2 separate regions of the Homo sapiens genome follow, and region 1 is linked to region 2. Evidence: read pairs that join two places in POLR2A ChIA-PET (ENCODE). Cell type or tissue: Panc1. All regions are shown on one strand. Region 1 overlaps ZBTB44-DT (ZBTB44 divergent transcript). Region 2 overlaps ADAMTS8 (ADAM metallopeptidase with thrombospondin type 1 motif 8).

Region 1 (5,000 bases), 53 kb after region 2:
AAAGCCAGCCAGGCGCAGTGGCTCACGCCTGTAATCCCAGTGCTTTGTGAGGCCAAGGCGGGTGGATCACGAGGTCAGGAGATCAAGACCATCCTGGCTAACACGGTGAAACCCCGTCTCTACTAAAAATACAAAAAATTAGCCGGGTATGGTGGCGGGCACCCGTAGTCCCAGCTACTCGGGAGGCTGAGGCAGGAGAAAGGCGTGAACCCGGCAGGTGGAGCTTGCAGTGAGAGGAGATCACGCCACTGCATTCCAGCCTGGGTGACAGTGCAAGACTCCGTCTCAAAAAAAAAAAAAAAAAAGAAATAAAAAGAAAAAGCCATCTTCAAAATGGTAGGAAAGTTTTCTGACATTATTTATTACTGAGTCTTACCCCACCCTTCTCCATTATGTGGTTTTGGTCTTGAACTGGCAACAGCCTAGTTCCCAGTACCCTTTCTTGAACCAGAAGGAGCATAGCAGATCTTGTTCACAAATTACTATGTATGTCTGTTCTGGCAGATACTTGAAAAACTGAAACAAAGAGATAGTCTCTGTTTTGCCTAACTCAGAACTCAGGTGAAAAAAGTGGTAGGCACTACTCATAAAACCTGCAAGGCGACTGCAGATCCACAGACTCCTGGGACAAAAAATTACAGGTGAAGATATATAACAGACCATCTAAACCCCAGAGGAGAAGCTGCAGTACGACTAACTAATTCAGACGTTCAAAAGCAGCCATATATATGAGAGAATTTAGGAAGCCATGTGCATGTCCATGCAAGATGCATGCTCAGAAAAGACCTGAGAAGACCTTAAGCTTCCACCTCGAAGCTTTGTGCCTGATCCCTAGGCACAAAACAAGCTTAGCTAAGTGTTAAAAGAATGCCCTAGGACTGGCCGGGCACAGTGGCTCACGCCTGTAATCCCAGCACTTTGGAAGGCTAAGGCCGGCAGATCACAAAGTCAAGAGATCGAGAACATCCTGGCTAACCCGGTGAAACCCTGTCTCTACTAAAAATACAAAAAATTAGTCGGGCGTGGTAGTACGTGCCTGTAGTCCCAGCTACTCGGGAGGCTGAGGCAGGAGAATTGCTTGAACCTGGGAGGCAGAGGTTGCAGTGAGCCAAGGTCGCACCACTGCACTCCAGCCTGGGCAACAGAGCAAGACTTTGTCTCAAAAAAAAAAAAAAGAAAAGAAAAGAATGCCCTAGGACAAGGCCAATCTACAAACACTGACAAAACTGCTGGCATTTAAACAACATTGTTGTTTAATCTTTGTTAAAGCATTAACTAAACATAAGCTAATGGAACAGAGATTTCAGTGATCCAACACAATAGCCTCTGCAAAAATAGTTAAGAAAACTCTCAAAACTAACAGACTATTACAGCCTTCAACAACGAAAAAAGAAAAAGAAAAAGAAAACAGCAAACCCTGGACAAAGGGAAAAAAGTCCTTTCCAGAATTACCATATTATAATGATTGGGCATTTGCCCAATTTGAAAAATCACAAAGTATACAAAGAAACAGGAAAATACGACTCATTCAAAACAACAAAATAAATTGACAGGAGCCATTCCTGAGGAAACCCAGACTTCAGACTTAGACAAAACTCTACATGATTTAAAACAAGAAAACCTAAAGAAAAAAGAAGTAAAGGAAATCAGGAAAAGAATGCTTTGGTTTGAATATTTGTGTCTACCCAAAATTCATATGTTAAAATCCTAACCTCCAAGATCTTAGGAAGGGAGGCCTTTGGGAGGTAATTCGGTAATTATGACAAATTTCCTTATAAAAGTGGCCTCTTGGCTGGGCACAGTGGCTCACGCCTGTAACCCCAGCACTTTGGGAGGCTGAGGCAGGAGGATCACCTGAGGTCGGGAGTTTGAGACCAGCCTAACCAACATGGAGACACCTTGTCTCTACTAAAAATACAAAATTAGCTGAGCATGGTGGCGCATGCCTGTAATCCTAGCTACTCGGGAGGCTGAGCAGGAGAATTATTTGAACCTGGGAGGCAGAGGTTGTGGTGAGCGAAGATTGCGCCATTGCACTCCAGCCTGGGCAACAAGAGCGAAACTCCATCTCAAAAAAAAAAGAAAAAAAAAAAGGCCTCTTAGCCATGCTGTCCTCTGAAAACACAGTAAAAGGATGGCTGTCAATGAACCAGGAAACAGGTCCTCACCAGGCAGCAAATCTCCTTGATTTGATCTTGATTTGCCTCCTTGATCTTGAACTTCCCAGTCTCCAGAACTGTGAAAAATAAATTTCTGTTGTTGTTGTTTATAAGCTACGCAGTTCATGGTATTTTGTTAAACTAGCCCAAACAGACTAAGACAAAAGACATATGAACAAAATGAGAATATCAACAAAGATATAGAAATTATAAAAAGAAACCAAACAGAAATTCTGGCCAGGCACAGTGACTCATGGCTGTAATCCCAGCAATTTGGGAGGCCAAGGCGGGCAGATCACTTGAGGTCAGGAGTTCAAGACCAGCCTGGCTAACATGGTAAAACCCTGTCTCTACTAAAAATAAAAAAATTAGCTGGGCATGGTGGTACACACTGTAGTCCCAGCTACTTGGGAGGCTGAGGCAGGAGAATTGCTTGAACCCAGGAGGCAGAGGTTGCAGTGAGCCGAGATTGCACCACTGCTCTCCAGCCTGGGTAACAGAGCAAGACTCCATCTCAAAAAAAAAAAAAAGAAATTCTGTAGTTGAAAACTAAAAATTGAAATAAATATTCACCAGAGATTCAACAGCTAATTTGAACAAGTAGAAGAAAGAATTAGCAAACTTGAGACAAGGACAATTAGAATTATAAAGTCTGAAGAACAGAAAGAAAAAAGAATGAAGGAAAATGAATAGAGTCTGAGGGAACTATGGCTCACCATGAAGCAGCCTAATATATGTATTATGGAGATCTCAGAAAGAGAAGAGAGAGAAAAAGGGGAAGAAAGGTATTGAAGAAATCTTGGCCAAAACACCCCAAATTTCATAAAAGACACACATCAACAACTCCAAGAAGCCAAAAAACTTCAAGTATGATAAGCTCAAAAAGATCCACACCAAGACACATTATAATCAATCCATCAAAAGACAAAGAAAGAGTCTTGAAAACAGCAAGAGAGATGCAACTCAGTAAGGAATCTTCAGTGAAAATGCCACAATTGTGAGATTTTTACTAACACAAAAAGAAAAAAAAAGAGTATCACTGAATTTTTCATCAGAAACACTGGAGATAGGAAGGATGTGGGATGACATTTAAAATGGTGAAAGACAAAGAACTGTCAACCAAGAATTATATATCTGGCAAAATGTTCCTTCAAAATGAGGAAGCAGTTAAGACATTTTCAGATAAACAAAAGCCAACAGAATTTATTACCATTTAGACTTGCCCCCACAAGAAATGAAAAGGGAAGTCCTTTTGGGTCAAAATTAAAGAGTGTTAGATGTAACTTAAAGCTTTATGAAGAAGTAAAGAGCTCTGCTAAAGGATTTAAAAGAGAAAATACATTTAAAAATTATTATAAAGCTGTATCATTAAACAATGCTGTGAGTTGATTTATGTCCCTTCAAAATTCGTATGTTGAAATCCTAACCCTCAGTACCCCAGAATGTGACCTTATTTGGAAATAAAGCCATTGCAGATACAATTAGTTAAGATGAGGTAATAATAAAGTGGGGTGACCCCTAATCCAATATCATTGGTGTCCTTATAAAGAGGGAAAATTTGGAGACAGACAGAATGACATAAGAAGATGAAATCAGAGATTAGGATAACATTTCTACAAGTCAAAGAATTTCAAATTTTTCCAGAAGTACCGGAAGCTAGATGAGAAGCATAGAACATATTCTCTTACCACCTCAGAAAGATGCAACCCTACTGACATGTTGATCTCAGACTTTTAGCCTCCCAAATTGTGAGACAATAAGTTTTTCTTGTTTAAGTCACCCAATTTGTGACCATTTGTTACAGCAGCCCTAGGAAACTAATATAAGTACACAATATAAAGATGTAATTCAGGACATCAATAACATAAAGTGAGAGGGGAGAGCAGAGCTGTATAGGAGTAGAATTTTTGTACTCAATTGAAGTTAAGTTGGCATTGATTCAAATTACATTGTTATAACTTTAGGATCTTATATGTATTCACTATAGTAGTCACAAAATTATATCTATAGAATATATACAAAAGGAAATGAGAAGGGAGTCAAAACATGTCACTAAGAAAAATCAACTAAACACAAAAGAAAGCAGCAATGGAGTAATTAGAAACAAAAAAGCTAGAAACATAGAGAAAACAAATAACAAAATGACAGAAGTCCTTTCTTAGTAATTACATTAAATGTAAATGGATTAAACTCTTCAATCAAAAGAGATTAGCAGAATGAATTAAAAAATACAATGCAACTATGTGCTGTCTACAGGAGGCTCATTTTAGATCTAAAAGCACAAGTTTGAAGGTAAAATGGTGGAAGAAGATGTTTCATGCAAATAGTAATCAAAAGAAAGCTGGGATGGCTATACTAATAACAGACAAACTAGATGTTAACTTGAAGACTGTTTCAAGAGACAAAGAAAGAGATTATATATTGATGAAGGATCAATTCATCAAGAAGATATACAATTATAAATATATATGAAGGAACCAACAGAGACACCAAATATATAAAGTAAATTGACAGAATCAAACAGAGAAATAGTCAGTCCCACAATAATAATTAGAGACTAAAATATCCCACTTTCAATAATGGATAGAATGACCAGACAGAAGATCAATAAGGATAAGACCAATAAAGATCCAACAGAAAACTTGAACACCACTATAAAACAACTAGATCTACAAACATTTACAGAAAACTCCATCCAGCAACAGCAGAATACACATTTTTCTCAAGTGTGCACGGAACATTCTCTAGAAGTCTTAGTCTATTTTGTGTTGCTATTTTTTAAAAAACTTGAGACTGGGTAATTTATGAAGAAAAAGAGTTTATTTGGTTCACAATTCTGCT
Region 2 (5,000 bases):
AAGGCAGGGGGAAGTCATCCGAGAAGGTTGTCTGAAGGAGGAGGGTTTGAGCAGCGCTTGAAGGAATAGAAGCACATAGCACAGAGGAGAGACGAACCTACAACAGCTCAGGCGTGACAGAGGCAGTGACTGCGTCCTGTGAGAGCAAGAGGGCGGGGAGCTGGTTCAAAGGACTGGAGCCAGGCATGGGGTGCACACCTGTGGTCCCAGATACTCAGGAGGCTGAGGCAGGAGGATCACTTGAGCCCAGGAGGTCAAGGCTACCAGTAAGCTGTGATCATGCCACTGACTCCAGCCTGGGTGACAGAGAGAGACGCTATCTCTTTAAAAAAAAAAAAAAAAAAAAGGGCCAGGTGCAGTGGCTTCTGCCCGTAATCCCAGCACTTTGGGAGGCTGAGGCAGGTGGATCACAAGGTCAGGAGTTCGAGACCAGCCCGTCCAACATGGTGAAACCCCATCTCTACTAAAGATACAAAAAATTAGCCAGGCGTGGTAGCACACGCCTGTAGTCCTAGCTACTCAGGAGGCTGAGGCAGAAGAATCGCTTGAACCCGGGAGGTGGAGGTTGCGGTGAGCCGAGATCGAGCCACTGCACTCCAGCCTGGGCAACAGAGCTAGACTTCATCTCAAAAAAAAAATTGCTTCTCAGAAGAGGGGATTAAAGAAAAAACAATTTTAAGTGGTTGGAATTGTTGGTAAAGTAATATTCTAGATCCTTCTCACTGAGGGAGACAGGGACATGTATGATGCAAAAATAAGATGATCCAGACAGCATTATTTGGTCTTCATTTGCATGCTGTGGCTTTCAGGAGCACGGTTAGGTTGTGATATGGATGAATATTGTGTTAGCTGGCATTCACTGGGTACACAGAATGTCGGGGGCAATGCTTCCTAGATGTTCAGGACAGCAAAGGAAAGTCGGTCCTGAAGAGCGTTTGCAACTGATAGTCAAAAATTAGGCATGCTCTCACTAGATCATCAAGTGGTGACAGCTTTTAGTTGGAGGTCAAGAAGTCGTGACACCTAGACCTTCAGTGCCATCCATCACAGGCCATGAAGAGCTGAGAGGGCGGCAGCCCTGTGCATGTTCTTACACCCCTGCTTCCTCTTTTCCCAGGAGACTGTCTCCTGGATGCCCCTGCTGCGGCCCTGCCCCTCCCCACAGGCCTCCCGGGCCGCATGGCCCTGTACCAGCTGGACCAGCAGTGCAGGCAGATCTTTGGGCCGGATTTCCGCCACTGCCCCAACACCTCTGCTCAGGACGTCTGCGCCCAGCTTTGGTGCCACACTGATGGGGCTGAGCCCCTGTGCCACACGAAGAATGGCAGCCTGCCCTGGGCTGACGGCACGCCGTGCGGGCCTGGGCACCTCTGCTCAGAAGGCAGCTGTCTACCTGAGGAGGAAGTGGAGAGGCCCAAGGTGAGGGACAGCCCCTGAGGATAGCGGGGAGGGGAAAGGAGAAACAAAAGGAAATGGGGAGGACTGAGGGCTGTTCTCCAGAAGGAAACCACACTTGAGAGTCATGAACCGAGAGACAGCCAGGCAGAGCGGCTCACACTGGAATCCCAGCACTTTGGGAAGCTGAGGCAGAAGGATCACTTGCACCGAGACCAGCCTGGGCAACATAGTGAGATCCTGTCTGTACAAAAAAATAAAAAATAGGTCAGGCATGGTGACTCACGCTTGTAGTCCCAGCTACTCAGAAGGCGGAGGCAGGGAGATCACTTGATCTCAGGAGTTTGAGGCTGCAGTGAACCATGATCATGCCACTGCACTCTAGCCTGGGCAACAGAGGGAGACCCTGTCTCCAAAAAAAAAAAAAAAAAAGAAAAGAAACTTCGGGCCAGGCTGCAACATAGGACTTCTAGGTAAAATCACTCATCTTTTAACAAACAAACCAAAGCATATTTATCCACACGGTGAGGAGCCCGTGAAGGCTATCCCCTCGGTCAGTGGGTTGACACTGCCGTGGCTCCAGACATTAGGGAGCTGCTTTGGGGCTGCCTCAGGGCTGGTGCAGGTGCAGATTGGTGAGCGGGGTGGAGACAGGAAGGTGAGCACACAACAGATGGAGCCACTGTCAATTCCGTCATGAACACAGAGACACGCGGAATAAATTCCATCAAGAATTGAGTGAAAAGTATTCATAGCCTGCCCGTGCTTGAACTGAATGCATAATTACAGGTTGGGAGAATGAGAGCAGTTGTGGGAATTCCGTATTCAAAGAGGAGGAGAGGAGACAGATTCAGAGCTGCCTCTGGCCAGGCAGAAAAAAACTTGGCCCAGGAGAGAGTAAACTCACAAGAAAAACCAAGGCAGTGCCAGTGAGGGTTTTTAAATGATTCACTTCTTTGCCCTGCTCTGAATACATCCAAACTGTGAGGCTGATCGCATTTCTCTTACTGTGACTCATGGAGCCATCACTATGAAACAGCATCCACTGGGTTTCACAGCCCGGTCCCCGCCAGCGCTGAATCGCCAGGGTGGCCCAAGCACTCCTCAGTGCATGTCTTTTGCACTGAGCCTTGGGAGCCCGCCTGCACCAGGTAAGCTCTGTACTCTTGTCCTAAGCCTGAGCTGGTGCAGGATTCATGGACTGATCCTCAGCCACCTCCCATTCACCCTGTTCATTCTCATCACATGTTATTGAGGGGAGAGCAGAGGGATCTGCCACCAATCCCAGAGCACAGCCGAGCTAAGTGCAGGGAGAGGTTGACGTGAAATGATCATGGAATGATGTGTGGCCTCTATTTTTAAGAAGTCAGATCAGAAAATACATATTTATAGAATCAGGCCAGGTGCTGTAATCCCAGCACTTTGGGAGGCCGAGGCGGGTGGATCACCTGAGGTCAGGAGTTCGAGACCAGCCTCACCAACATGGTGAAACCCTGTCTCTACTAAAAATACAACAATTAGCCAAGTGTGGTGGCAGGTGCCTATAATCCCAGCTACTCCAGAGGCCAAGACAGGAGAATCACTTGAACCCAGGAGGCGGCAGTTGCAGTGAGCCAAGATCATACCACTGCACTCTGGCCTGGGCGACAGAGCAAGACTTTCAAGAAAGAAAGAAAGTGAGAAAGAAAGAGAGAAAGAGAGGTAGAAAGAAAGTGAGAAAGACAGAAAGAATATATACATAGAATCATATCTTTTGTAAAATAAAAGCATTGCATTTTTATGATGATATATTCAGAGCAAAAGTATGAAAAATATTGGTGAAAATCATGTTAATGGTTTTATCTGGGTAGTGGTGTTTTAAAGAAGTGTTAATTTCTTTTTTACACTTTTCTGCATTTTTTTATTTGTCGTATGAGCAACTATTACTTTTATAACTTTTAAAAAATTATTTTCATTTTGAATACTCTATGAACCTTTGGGCATACAGCATTCCAAAGGGCAAAGCTTTGTTCTCATAGGTCAGTTGTAAAATGGGAAGCAGGGCCAGGCATGGTGGCTCACACTTGTAATCCCAGTACTTTGGGAGGCCGAGGCAGGTTGATCACTTGAGGTCAGGAGTTCAAGACCAGCATGGCCAACATGGTGAAACCCCATCTCTACTAAAAATACAAAAATTAGCCAGGCGTGGAGGTGTGCACCTGTAATCCCAGTTATTCGGGAGGCCGAGGCACAGGAATCATTTGAACCCAGGAGGCGGAGGTTGCAGTGAGCCGAGATCACGCCTTTGAACTCCAGCCTTGGCAACAGAGCAAAACTCTGTCAAAAAAAAAGGAAGCAATTCTGTTTCTTTCCCAAGCATTGTCCTATCACCAGAACCAGTGGCTGGTAGACTATGGCAACACCTCGCAGGGATGTTTCCTTTAGACCAGAGTTCCTCTGCCTTGGCACTAGGGACACTTAGGACTGGATAATTGTTACCGTGGGGCCTGTGCATTGCTGGATGTGGAGCAGCATCACTGGCCTCTACCCACTAGATGTGGTCACGTACACCCTCCACAGCTGTAGCCACCAGAGTATCTCCAGACATTGCCAAATGTCCCCTGGAGGGCAGAATTCGCCCCAACGGAGAACCACTGCATTATATGCAACCTTATTCCCATAAAAGGGTGTCATTCATTCATTCAGCAGATAGCCTATTGAGCACCTTACTAAGCATAAGGCACTGTTTTAGACACTGAGGAGTCAGTAGTGAATGAGTCCAGCCTGGTCTCTGTGCTCACAAAGCCATGCAGGCCACACAGTCATTAAACAAATGATTGAGGCAGTTTACGGCACTCCATGCACCAAGATGATAATGACTAGATGAGGAAGCCAGGGCATTGGCCACCCAGTGACACAGATACTGAAGCCTCCTGGCCTTTGCTCCTCATTCAGTGTGCCATTGTATGTTGCAGCCCGTGGCAGATGGAGGCTGGGCACCGTGGGGACCCTGGGGAGAATGTTCTCGGACCTGTGGAGGAGGAGTACAGTTTTCACACCGTGAGTGCAAGGACCCCGAGCCTCAGAATGGAGGAAGATACTGCCTGGGTCGGAGAGCCAAGTACCAGTCATGCCACACGGAGGAATGCCCCCCTGACGGTAATTACCACTCAGGGCCGCCCCTGCCAGAGCAGCTACTATCATTGCTATGACGCATCCCCAGAGGATGTGTAAAGTGGGAGTGAAGTGGGTGTCCCGGGATATAGAGTTACTCCCAGAGGGGAGTAAATTGGGTCTCCTGGGATGTAGAGTTTTGCCTGTGATCTCCACCTAAATGGGCTCTGCAAGGTTCCAATCCCAGGGGCAGCTCTCAGGGACCCGGGACAGCTCTCATAGTGTTCAGAGAGCCTGGCAAAGTCAAGGAGAGAAATTACGCTCATCTTCCAAGATGTGGAGAGGAGGACATCACTCCCAACCAAACTTATTGGGGAGGAGCCTCTGCAGAGGGGCTGGTGTCTAGGAAACTAATCCTCCTGGAGGCATAGGAACCCTCATCTGTGTGCAGAATGGAAGCATTTTCCAAAGCAAGTGTCAGAGCCAAACCTCCAAGGTCTTTCTAGCCAAAA

What was found. Peaks named below come from ENCODE experiments on the same cell type or tissue, not always from the same donor. Only the 100,000 strongest peaks of a DNase experiment are listed, where the experiment ranks them.
Region 1: POLR2A ChIA-PET joins it to region 2 with 5 read pairs; 3 of 35 experiments call an interaction of 5 or more read pairs at or near these places.

The regions. Positions count from the first base shown.
Region 1 is chr11:130,357,928-130,362,927 of GRCh38, reverse strand. The region is part of intron 1 of ZBTB44-DT (ZBTB44 divergent transcript); the gene reads right to left. Among named protein-coding and RNA genes, the nearest start is that of ZBTB44-DT, 45 kb to the right of the region's middle. In Panc1, no CTCF peak of the experiment used is centred here; no DNase peak of the experiment used is centred here.
Region 2 is chr11:130,410,950-130,415,949 of GRCh38, reverse strand. It overlaps ADAMTS8 (ADAM metallopeptidase with thrombospondin type 1 motif 8), which reads left to right. Exons shown (of 9, transcript NM_007037.6): 5 at 1,118-1,419; 6 at 4,350-4,533. Among named protein-coding and RNA genes, the nearest start is that of ADAMTS8, 15 kb to the left of the region's middle. In Panc1, no CTCF peak of the experiment used is centred here; a DNase peak (open chromatin) is centred at 2,379; H3K27me3 peaks cover 191 bases.